Regions from separate parts of the Homo sapiens genome. Here region 1 is linked to region 2. A link is an interaction called in ENCODE POLR2A ChIA-PET data of the cell type or tissue named here. Cell type or tissue: MCF 10A. All regions are shown on one strand. Each heading gives the region's core, and the rest is flanking DNA. Links, peaks and the distances in the headings are about the cores only.

The links. Peaks named below come from ENCODE experiments on the same cell type or tissue, not always from the same donor. Only the 100,000 strongest peaks of a DNase experiment are listed, where the experiment ranks them.
Region 1: POLR2A ChIA-PET joins it to region 2 with 5 read pairs; 4 of 35 experiments call an interaction of 5 or more read pairs at or near these places.

Annotation. Positions count from the first base shown.
Region 1 is chr11:128,529,337-128,534,720 of GRCh38, forward strand. All of the region lies in intron 3 of ETS1 (ETS proto-oncogene 1, transcription factor), which reads right to left. It overlaps ETS1-AS1 (ETS1 antisense RNA 1), which reads left to right. Exons shown (of 4, transcript NR_120581.1): 4 at 802-1,047. LOC124902790 (a long non-coding RNA gene) reads left to right here and starts at 1,053. Exons shown (of 3, transcript XR_007062949.1): 1 at 1,053-1,138; 2 at 1,500-1,590; 3 at 3,627-3,714. RefSeq lists enhancers at 2,506-3,203, 3,204-3,901, 4,071-4,572. In MCF 10A, for the core only: no CTCF peak of the experiment used is centred there; DNase peaks (open chromatin) are centred at 935 and 3,075.
Region 2 is chr11:128,407,327-128,412,710 of GRCh38, forward strand. No RefSeq gene overlaps it. Among named protein-coding and RNA genes, the nearest start is that of MIR6090, 110 kb to the right of the region's middle. In MCF 10A, for the core only: no CTCF peak of the experiment used is centred there; DNase peaks (open chromatin) are centred at 905 and 2,375.

The DNA.
Region 1 (5,384 bases), core at 190-5,189, 120 kb after region 2:
AATGGGGGGACATGGGGATGGGCTGAGAGTGAAGATGGGAATGAAAAGGACAGGGAGGATCAAATGGAGCTGCTACAATCTAGCAGGTGGCACAGAAATATAGAAAGCAGCCCTAACCACTTTTGTCGAAGTAGAGTATTGCTCTCTGCACTTTGTTGTTTGTATCTACTAATGGGTAATCAAGATGTTGGAACAGAAAAGGCAGCTGATCTTAAAGCCTAAAAACCAAGGAAATATTGGATTTGGTGAGGGCTCATGATTTCTCCTGAGTTCTGAGGGGGAATCATGAACACACATTATTTTACATCACTTCTTCCAGAACCAGTTCCGTATAAGAGCCCCAAGAAAACATTGATGTGTCACACTAAGAACAGCCTGCTTAGCCAGTAAATATAACATTCTTTGAGTATGTCACTGCAGTCATCCACAAACATTTTACTCAAGAATCTATGCCTATCTTACCTTAGGCATCCTTCAATGAGCAGCATTATAGTGTCATAATGAATTAATATGAATCCTAGCTTCACCAATGCTAACTCTACCAACAGAGGAAGTAAAATGCATAGCACTTTTTAAGTTCCCATGCTGCTTTAAACCTCTTTTCTGGTATGTACTCTCCTGAAAAGGGTGCACAGAATCTGAGTTTCATAAATATGCAGGAACATAAATTCATTAAAACAACTTTAGGGTGTCCAGTGTAATTATTCATATTTAGAATTTACTGAGCATCAAGCATGCCAATGATGTAAAGTTGACAGATTTGAATAAGAAGCTCAAAAAGGGACATGTCAATTTCTCCAGCGTTACAGCTCACATTTGATTCTCAGCTCTTAAGGACCAAAAAGAAATGAAGTCTTCTTTAATTTGCAAGCAGCCAGCTGTGCTCACTCCACATCTTGCATCAGCCCTGTGAAGGAGTCAGAATGTAGTGGATGGTCCTGCCCATGACTCATGAGGTGGAACAGACCCAGCTCACATCTCATCTATCTGGATTGGCTCCCATACAATAAAAATCTTTCTTCCGTTGAGTTGGTGAAAAGAAGAGAAGCAAAATGGGCATGTGTGACGTGTAAGAGGGCGCCATTTAATCAGACAGGCCTGTGAAACACTTTCAAGAGTCCAGGGCTGGCAGTGAGAGGTAATGACAGGTAACGTGCAGAATGAAGAAAGCAGAAAGCATATAGAAGTTGCTTCTTAATGGAAACGTGTTTCATCAGAATGATCAGAAACATGTGTTCTCCCCAGATTGGGAAACCATCTTGAAAGACTTCATCACAAAAAGGCCTTGGGTGGGAAGTACCACAAGGGACCCATCCAGGAGGGGTGGGAGGAGGTGCAGCTGGGTGGGAAGCTGGCAATGGACTGTGAGAGGAAAAAACAAAGGGCAGTCAGCGCTCTCATGGCAGATTCCCAAGAGAGAACCCTTTCCAGGAATTTAAAATTCTGAATAATTGTTGAGAATTTCTAAAAATCAAGAAGATTATAAACTTTTCTTTCAGGGGATTCCACAGCATTGAGAGAGACCAGATGGCTGGCAACAAAATTCCAGATCCAGGAAAGGTCCAGCATCTACATATCCATCCACTTTTAGTGAGCTAATGCTTTCTCCTACAGAGTGTATTTGTCTAATTGAATTGAATTGAATTGAACTGAGGTGTGGAGGTAAAAAGGCTATTGCAAATAAGTGTTCCTGTTTCCAAATAGTCCATACAAAAACCTGCAGTTTCTTGCCAAGCAGAAACTACCAGGCTTTGGTTTCCTCACTATAGAATAAATTTAAACTCTAAAATAACCAGGGAGGCAACATAGTAGAGTGGGTTAAGAGCACAAGCTTGGCAGTAAATAGACGAGAGTTTGAATTTTAGCTTGGCTGCTCTCCAGATGTCAGTCTTTGACCTCAGAAAGCCTCAGTTTCTTCATCTACAGAATGGAGATGCGGAAAGTGCCTAGTTCACAGAGTTGAACTGAGATGAGATGAGATGAATGGGTGCCAAGTGCTTTGCACTGTGCATGATGCAGAATGAAGACTCAGTAACCCTTCACTGCTATTATTGATTTTAAAAATCAGAATTGTGACTTCGGATTTAGTGAGCATAAAATTTTCATGAATGTTAATCCAAACTGTAGTATATAGTATTCTTATGAAGAAATGAGGACACAGTGTCCTATCTTCATGTGCGCTGTTAAAATCATGACATAGTGACAAAGATAAGTTTTGGTCTAGGTATGCAAATCATGCAAATCCTTGACACCATCCCTCTTGGATGAAAGGGGATTAATTCCCACTATATAGATGTGAGATACAATTATGAAAGTTCTAATCATATACTCACAGCTACATTACAAATTAGCAGCAAAGAGAATATGTACCCTCTTGAATTTCTTCCAGTATTGGGTTCTCCACTCTCTGGATTGCACGTTTGATAGCCAATGATTTTTGCAACCTAAACAAAATAAGACCTTCTTAAGCAACTGGCCTCAGCATTTGACTTTCAATCTGGGAAGAATCCCACATGCTATTCAATATGCCCCCATAGCACTCTGCCTAGGTACTTCCCAAACTAGCACCCATTAGGCAGCACCTTACTGCACTCACTTCACAGAAGTCTTTTTCTATGTTATTGCATCTTACATTTTCCTCGGCTGTCTCTTTTCCTGCCAGCCAACAGTTCTTGTTGTTTTTGTTATTTTGTTTTTTGAGACAGGGTCTCGCTCTATCACCCAGGCTGGAGTGTGGTGGCATGAACGGTTTAACTTGTGCTATAAACCTAAACCTCTATCTATCTCTAATTGTGCCATACACATACATTTTAGCTACAGAATTCTGGACCTAGATAGCACTCCCTGCAAGCTTGGACTTGCCACCTGGAATTCAGAAAAAGTATTCTGCTCCCTGGTGTTAACTACCTATGCTGACCAGTTGCCCAAAAGAACCTTAGGGAAAGGTTTCTCTTATTGCCCCTTGGGCCACCAGTCAAACCATCGGTGCTCTTAGGACTGCCCTCTAAAAACACAGAATTTGCCATTTACATCAGCTATGTAATCTGCATTCTGGCACTACCATTGCCTGGCACCCAGCCATTAAGCCTGGCAGCAGAGAACAGTCATAGTCTTCTCGCTAGTTGCCCGCTCCATTTTGGCAAGATGAATGCTGTATCATTGGGAAAGCAGACTTAATTGGTTTTCTGGGGGTGTTTAGTTAAGTCACCCCACCTCAGCTCCAAGTTGATGGAAGTGTCACTTTGCCCTTTCCAACAACCAGAGCAAATAAATGATGGGGACATACTCCAAAATGTACATGGCTGAGTCCTCTTGCTCTCCTTTTTTTTTTTCCCCAGTGACTTTGGGGAGGTTTGGGCAGTGATCCTGCATACACAATACTGTTCTTGTTCTTCTTTTCTCTTACAGAGCAGCCTTGAATAGCTCTGTCTAAAATTATTAGCAGGGGCAGCCCTAGGCTCCAAGAGATCACAGCCCTCATGCTGGGCCTGAACAAAGACCCTGCTTTTTCCCAACAATTAGCCCTGCAAAAAAGGACATCTATCTCCCTCTATTAAAACCACCACGTGCCTTCAAGTCAGCCCATTGTAAAGCTAATTAAATAACACGCCTCTCTCCCCATGCAGGTCTCCTGATTAGCTTTCCTCTGTCAGAAACCTCTGCAAAGAGCCTAGTGATAGACAAGCCAATGTTCCACTTCTCCTTAGCCCCGCTCCCATCGCCAATTAGCCGTCGCCTTTGAAAAGCCATCCTTATCAATGTTGGTGAGTTTGTTCACGCTCCATATCCATCCAAAGCCCAGACGCTAGTCACCTCCACCTTAAAGGAATGGATAAGGTTCATACTGCTTTTAAAATAAATTATTTGGAAAGGCAAAAGTTTTCATCACAGTGTAAAATCTTTGGCCAGCATTCCCCACATCGCAATACACAAGGGCTGCCGCCGCCATTGCAGGAGAGTGTCAGAGAAGGACTTTTCTGAAAGTCAGAGAGCCTGGGCAAGATGCAGCCAAGGTGGCCATTTCTACCAGATTTCTAAAAACAGGATGCAGAAGACCACCCTTTAGGTTAAACTCCCTTAGATACTCCTCACCGCCAAACAGATAAAATCCAAGCACAGTCCAAAAGGCCAAAATTGGTCCTCTTTACCTTTTGACCACACCTCACCTTCTCCCCCACATAGGGACCCTGCTCTCTGACAATCCTGGACTTGTGGCAATCCCTTGAACACACTCTAGTTCTTCACTCTTTTATGCATTTTTACAGGCTTTTTTCCCTTCTGGAAAGCCCTGTTCTACCTGCCCAGCACCTCTGTCAAGACTCAGCAGTAAATCACCTCCCCCATGGTTTCCAAGGCCTTGCTAGATAAAATCAGGCACTTCCTACTCTGTGCTCTCAGCAGCACATATAGGTTTCCAATGGGGCGCTTACGTTACCAAAAATAATCTGAGCCCCTCAAGAACAGCAATCATATTCTACTTAAATTTGAATTTCCAGTTTAAACACAAGGACTTAGTGAATGCTTAATAAGTGTTGGAAGAATAGATAACTGAGTAACTGAGTAAATGAAATGAGTAAGTAAAAGAATGACTAAATGAATGAATAAAATAACCACTTTATACCAAATGTGATCTAAGATGGTACATTCAGGCCTACTTCCAGCTTCGCTACAGATGGTCTTTGTGCATAGTAAAGGGCGTTATTATTTTATGACATGGTTTTCTTTGTTTGAAATTGTCAGATCTCCTACACATGCACACATGTTTACACATGCACTTTTTAAATACAATTTTTTAAATGATAAAAATGGAGGGAGAACAGGCCAGCTATTTTCTAACTCTGCTTAATAGTTCTAGAGCTTAACTTTTCAAACTAGTCTTTGAGGTTTCTAGCTGATTTAATCTTTAGACCATAAAAAATTTCCTTCCAAGTGTTTTTAGGAAGACTCACCAGTCTTCTTGGATGTCCCATACAGATGAGTAGATGACTAGACTATAAAGAAATCCCATATACAATTTAAGTTTTCCATGAAATGCTCATAGACCTCAAAATTAGCAATGAAAACAAGAAAATTTTTTCCTTTTTTAAGAATATTTTATTTTAAGGTTCAGATACACGTGCAAGACATGCAGGTTTGTTACACAGATAAACATATGCCATGGGTGGTTTGCTGCACCTGTCAGCCCATCACCTAGGTATTAAGCCCTGCACATATTAGCTATTTATCCTGATTTTCTCTTTCCCCGTACCCCTCCAACAGGCCCCAGTGTGTGTTGTTCCTCTCCCTGTGTCCACGTGTTCTCATTGTTCAACTCCCACTGATAAGTAAGAACAGACAGTGTTTGGTTTTCTGTTCCTGTGTTAGTTTGCTGAGGAGAATGGCTT
Region 2 (5,384 bases), core at 317-5,316:
CCCAATAAGCAGACACTCAAATATATGAGCATAATCAGCAAGGTTTGATGTAGACGGGCAAAAAAACAAAAGAAAAGAATGAGCAGTTGGGGCCCTCCACTCCACAAAAGAAAGCCCCTGAGGGTCCCCCATTTTCTCACCAAGTCCCTTATCCTCTCCACACCCCAACTCTGACTGCCTTGTCCATTAAACAGCCTCGAAATACTCCTTGTGTTTGCCTTGGGTAGTGGCGGAAAAAATAAAGAAGAGAGATAAGGGATCAGAAGGAACAGATCTTGAGAAATTTATGAATAATTAATAAGAATTGAGAGAAGAAAGAGAGTGAAAAAAAATTTCCATGGGAAGAATTCCTCTACCTGGACAGGACAGGAAAGGTAATCTTGTGCCTTACCGAGAACCCCAAAGTAGACTGAGCTTGTCCGTAGCCCTTGCCCCCTCTCACCATGTCTTACCCCAGCCATTCTTCCTTCTCCCATAACCTTTCATTCACATCTCCCCATTCCATTTCTTAGCAACCATGTTAGCAAGTGACTAGTGTCCTCCCCATATCCTTACACAGATGTGAGCAGTTCATACTGTCACACTAACTGCAGACTTCATTCTGCCTGTCTCTTTCAATCTATTTAGAAGGGAAAGACAAAAAGAATGGTGAGAAACTACTATTCTGTGACCCAGCAACTGGCCAGAAGTTTCAGATTTGGAGCAAGGCTGAGAAGAGGTTGAAGAAAGATTAGCAACGCTATAATTAGCTGATGGGTACTGTTGTATACACCCTTACTTATAGCAAAGAGAGCTCTCCATGATTCATTGTGTTATTTCTAGGCATTTGGCTCATACCAGCCAGTTTGCTTCAAGATTTTCTCAAATCTTTTGTGGTTCCCATATGCTGAGAAAGCCATTCTTTAGGAGCAGAGATGTTATCTATTCCTCAAGTTGTGCAATCATCAGTTTGCAAAGCCAAAGCCCATTGCTGCCTTGCCAGATTTCATCTGACCCCAAACAATTAAGGGACTAGTATTGGTCATTTGCATGGCATTTTGAATCCCAAAAGAAATATGAAAAAAATCATTTATCCTTGAAAGGTTGACTGAAACAATCTTGCAGCAATTTTTCAGCTCAGCCCACAGAATGTTTACAAATCTCTTCTGACACTAGGCATAGTCCAGCAATGATATATCTGATAGAAATTGCCCAAAGGAGTTCAATACTAAAGCTCTGAAATTGAACCCAAATTTAAAAACACCACAGCCTGATTTCCTTTCAGTCCAGCCTAATATTTTTCTAGCTTTTCTTCTACTAACCAACTTTGAAACAGCTGGCCTGATGCTAGAATAGGTCCTGTATTTAGTTCACAAGTTGGAGGAGGGGTAGTGTTACCCCAAGAAGCAAAGAGACTCCTGTTTTTAAGGCAAGGCCCTCCTTGCACACAACACTAAATCTGGCCCACTGACCATCTAGATTTCCCTTTTAGAAATATTCTGAACTGGAGACCCTTGCAGACACAAGCCCAAGGACCAAGGGTCATCTTTACCTTTTTTTCTGTGTGGATCAGTACTAAGAAAGCTCTCAAGTGTGCCTTGCTACATTTTTGTTCTTAAGACTTCTACTTATATTTTATACACTTTTTATTGTCAGGAAGCTAGGGGCTTCATTCAACATCTCCCTATTCCTAAGATGGAGGTCTATCTATTAATATACATTCTTCCTCTTTTTTTCTTAGTCCAAGACTTTGTATATTTCTGAATCAGCAGTTGTACACATCTGGCACAAACAAGACAATTTTTTAATTTGTCACTTCCTAGTTTTCTGAAAGATGACAGATTCTGTCAATTTCAGCAATCCCCCTCCTAATTTTTTCTGCCATTGTTCCAGAAAAGAAAAGCTTAGAAAAATATTGTCAAATCACTTTTGCTAATCCTCCTGTAGTAAGAGGATTCACTCCATGATTTAATATCTTCTCAGCTTGGCTCTGTAACACTTCTTTCGGATTCTTCTGCTTCTGTTAGAAAGGAGGCTTTGATTTCATCTCAATGTTGCTAGGATGAAGACGTTTGCTAGCCATTAGCTTTCTCATTGCAGCATCAGTAGCACACATTCTTGATTTGTCCCCTGACGTCCATAGTAGCTTTTGATCTCTTAATAATCTAGAGAGTGGTGAAGTGAAGGTGGCAGCAATTGGAAGAGAACTTCCAGCTGATATTTCTGTTGCCCTTCTGCTCTTTCAGATTTTTCTGTCTTCTGGAATATCTTGATCTCCAGGAAGAATGGAGCCAAACACTCACCTTATGATTCAGCCCTCACGCCTCATGTTTTGTGAAATTATATCTGTGCTGAGACATTGCACACTCATTCCGTTTTCCTTAGCATTGATATTATAATACTATTGCTTCAATCTTGGCCTCCTTCCAACCACTGGGAGACAGAGAAGTTGCATGAAGGATATGTGAGGCTATGTTAAACCAGAATGATGATAACACTGCTTCTCCACACATAAGTCATACCCATTCCCACTACCACTAACTCAAATATCTCTGGTGAGCAGGATAATTTCTAATGCTCAGCTAAATGGCCCTTTATTTCAAGAAGTAGAGAGATCTACATTCAAGGACACTTTTTTAAATGGGCAGATCTTGAGATTGTAATGGAATATTTTCTGTGGATATTATTGTCACCCAGGTGAACTTCCTTCAATTTTTATTTTTACATAATCCCTTCTCTACCATCCCTTGATCCTTTTGGCTAGATTTAAATGAAGAATAAAGGCTGTACTAGAACCTACAAGTCCAGATATATAACCTGGCACCTGTCTATATCTCCAATCTCCTCTTCTATCCGTCTCCCTCTCTTAATCAGTTTTTGATAATGGTGGCCTGATGTTCTTTCCTACCACAGTCCCCAGCAATCTTCACACACACACTGTTTCTTCAGCCTGGGATTCTCTTCACCATCTCTAAAATGTAAGCAGCTCCTACACATCCTTCACTTACAGAGACACCGTATCTTCCACACAGACACTCCTCGGTCATCTCCAGACTAACTCGCTGCTAGTGAGCAACTGCAACTTATGTTCCCATGTATCCATTCAATCTTCTCTTAATAAGCATATTCCCTCATTTCTGGGGGACTCTCTGTCCCTCGCTCTTGAACCACATCTCATTTTGGTGAGGCTCCACATGGCACAGGCTTATGCCAAATGGTGGTTGGTATGAAGATGGGTTCATTACACAATCATACTTTTTCTGAGGATGTTGGAATCAACATCTCACTTTTTCCTACTGTCTTGGAGCTGGGATGTGAGCTGTAATGCCGCTGTAGCTGGAACCCTCTCAAAATGGCATTAACACAGTAGACGCAGAGCTTTGAAATGGAGAAAGAGAAACCAGATATAAATGGCTATGGAATTACTGTTGCCAGGGAAGCCTGAAGGCTTCAACTTATAAAATTCCTCTTCTTCTTCTTCTTCTTTGTTTTTATTTTCGATTAAAGCAGCTTGACTTGAGTTTTCTCTCATTTTTAAAAGAAAAATTCTCCGTTGCACACTTTGAGCACCCTGAGTCTTCTCACATTTTGGCATTCACGACAAGGGTAAGCATTTGTTCAATTTCTATCTCTTTCATACTAGATTGGAAATTCCATGGAAGTTGGAATCCTATGAGTCTTATATATCACTATTTCTCTCGTTTCTAGTACAATGTGGAGCACATAATGAAATATCAATAAAATATTTCTGAATTTAATGAATGAATGAATGGGAGATTCTGAGATCCCAACCCCTATCAGGCCTTTTGTTCCATGATCCTGATCTGAAAAAAGTGAATCTAGTTCCCAGTGCCTAGACTTGCTGTTCTGTTATGGAAAGATCTCTATTAGGGAGCATTCCCACAGTGTTTTCAGTCCCTCACTCCCTTGAAGAGTAACTTATCTTATGCCTTGGCTCTGTAGCTTGGCAAACTCTTCATGCACCCTAACTCCACCACTGCACAACTCCTATAAAGTCTGAACTTTGATTGGAGGTGATGAGGAGAGGAAGTGTTCATGCAATGTAGAGAATCTCTTGAAAGCCCACATGACCTTTGTAAAGCCTTATTTTTCAAGAGCTTCAGTGGCAATAAAGGCAATTGTTTAATCTTCAACCTGTGGAATCCATTGGCTATCCCTTAGCTGGTTATAAACAAAGGTAGGAAAAAAATGGGATACTACTTATTTTCCTTGTGAAGCCCAACATATGGTTGGAAACATTTAGAAATAGAAAAGGATTGGAATTTGGTAAATTAAATGGCATTTTTACCTCAAGGCTTCCTGTGGGGCCTTGATTATAGGCATGAGGCTATAGATTTTAGCAACTAGGTATTGTGGGATTTTGACCCTATGTCACGGGGTTGGTTCCTATATCTGTGTGGCTGGTTTTTAACTAGTGCACTTGTAAAGGCCTTAGCCTTTAGAAGTAAATCATATGGCATTTTGACTTTTATAAGTCACTAGAGTTAACGGCAACTTTGTTTGCAAATGATAACTTTTTGTAACATTCAGAAATCTAAGCAAATGCCAACTAAATGGGGTGAGGGGCTTAGTAAACCTGTGCAAGCCATGTTATTTCTGGCAAGGATCTGATCAAAGGAAAAGAGTCTTCCTGTTACACACATTTAGGCACTGTGGCAGAACAGGGAGGAGCCGAGGGATATCCAGGAAGGGGTGCCGCAGAAGAGTCGTTTGCTGTTTGAACTGTGTTTCTCAGTCAAGAAAGGAGTTCTCTATTTTAAACTTCAAAGGTAGCTACTTTGCGTTTGTGCTACAGAGCACTGTTATATGTGAGATGCTAGCTTTACACTTTTAAACCAAGAATAGTTAGTCCTTGATTAAGTACCCATAATTTTGTTCATTGTTGATATTATTTTGAACCTCTTTTAGAGCCTGGAGAGGAGGTAGGGAAGAAATAACTTTGAATTCAAGTGGTTTATCCACAGATCCAAGAGTCACCACAGAGTAAATTGCTTTAGTTAATTACGTAAGTTTAGAAAAGGGCCTTGGACTTTAGAGTTCCAAGCTACAGTTTTTCCCATGGAAAAGCAGGAGATTGTTTTAGTAAACGAAGAAGAAAAACTGAGGGTCCTTATTTTAAACATACCATTATCTTAGAATGTTACAGAGAAAAAAAATTGATGAAATTATTATTAACCTGAAGGCCAGAGGCAAAATTTAAATCCTAAAATACTTGCTGTCTAGGAATCAAGGCTGCTCAGAGAAATCTAAGAATGGAGTAGTTTGAGAACAAAGAAACAAACATGTTTCACTCACACAAACAGAACAAGAAGAGCAATAAAGTATTAAGAAAAATTATCCAAAAATAGGGGGAAAAAATCAAAGAAGGGTGGGTGGTGTTTCCT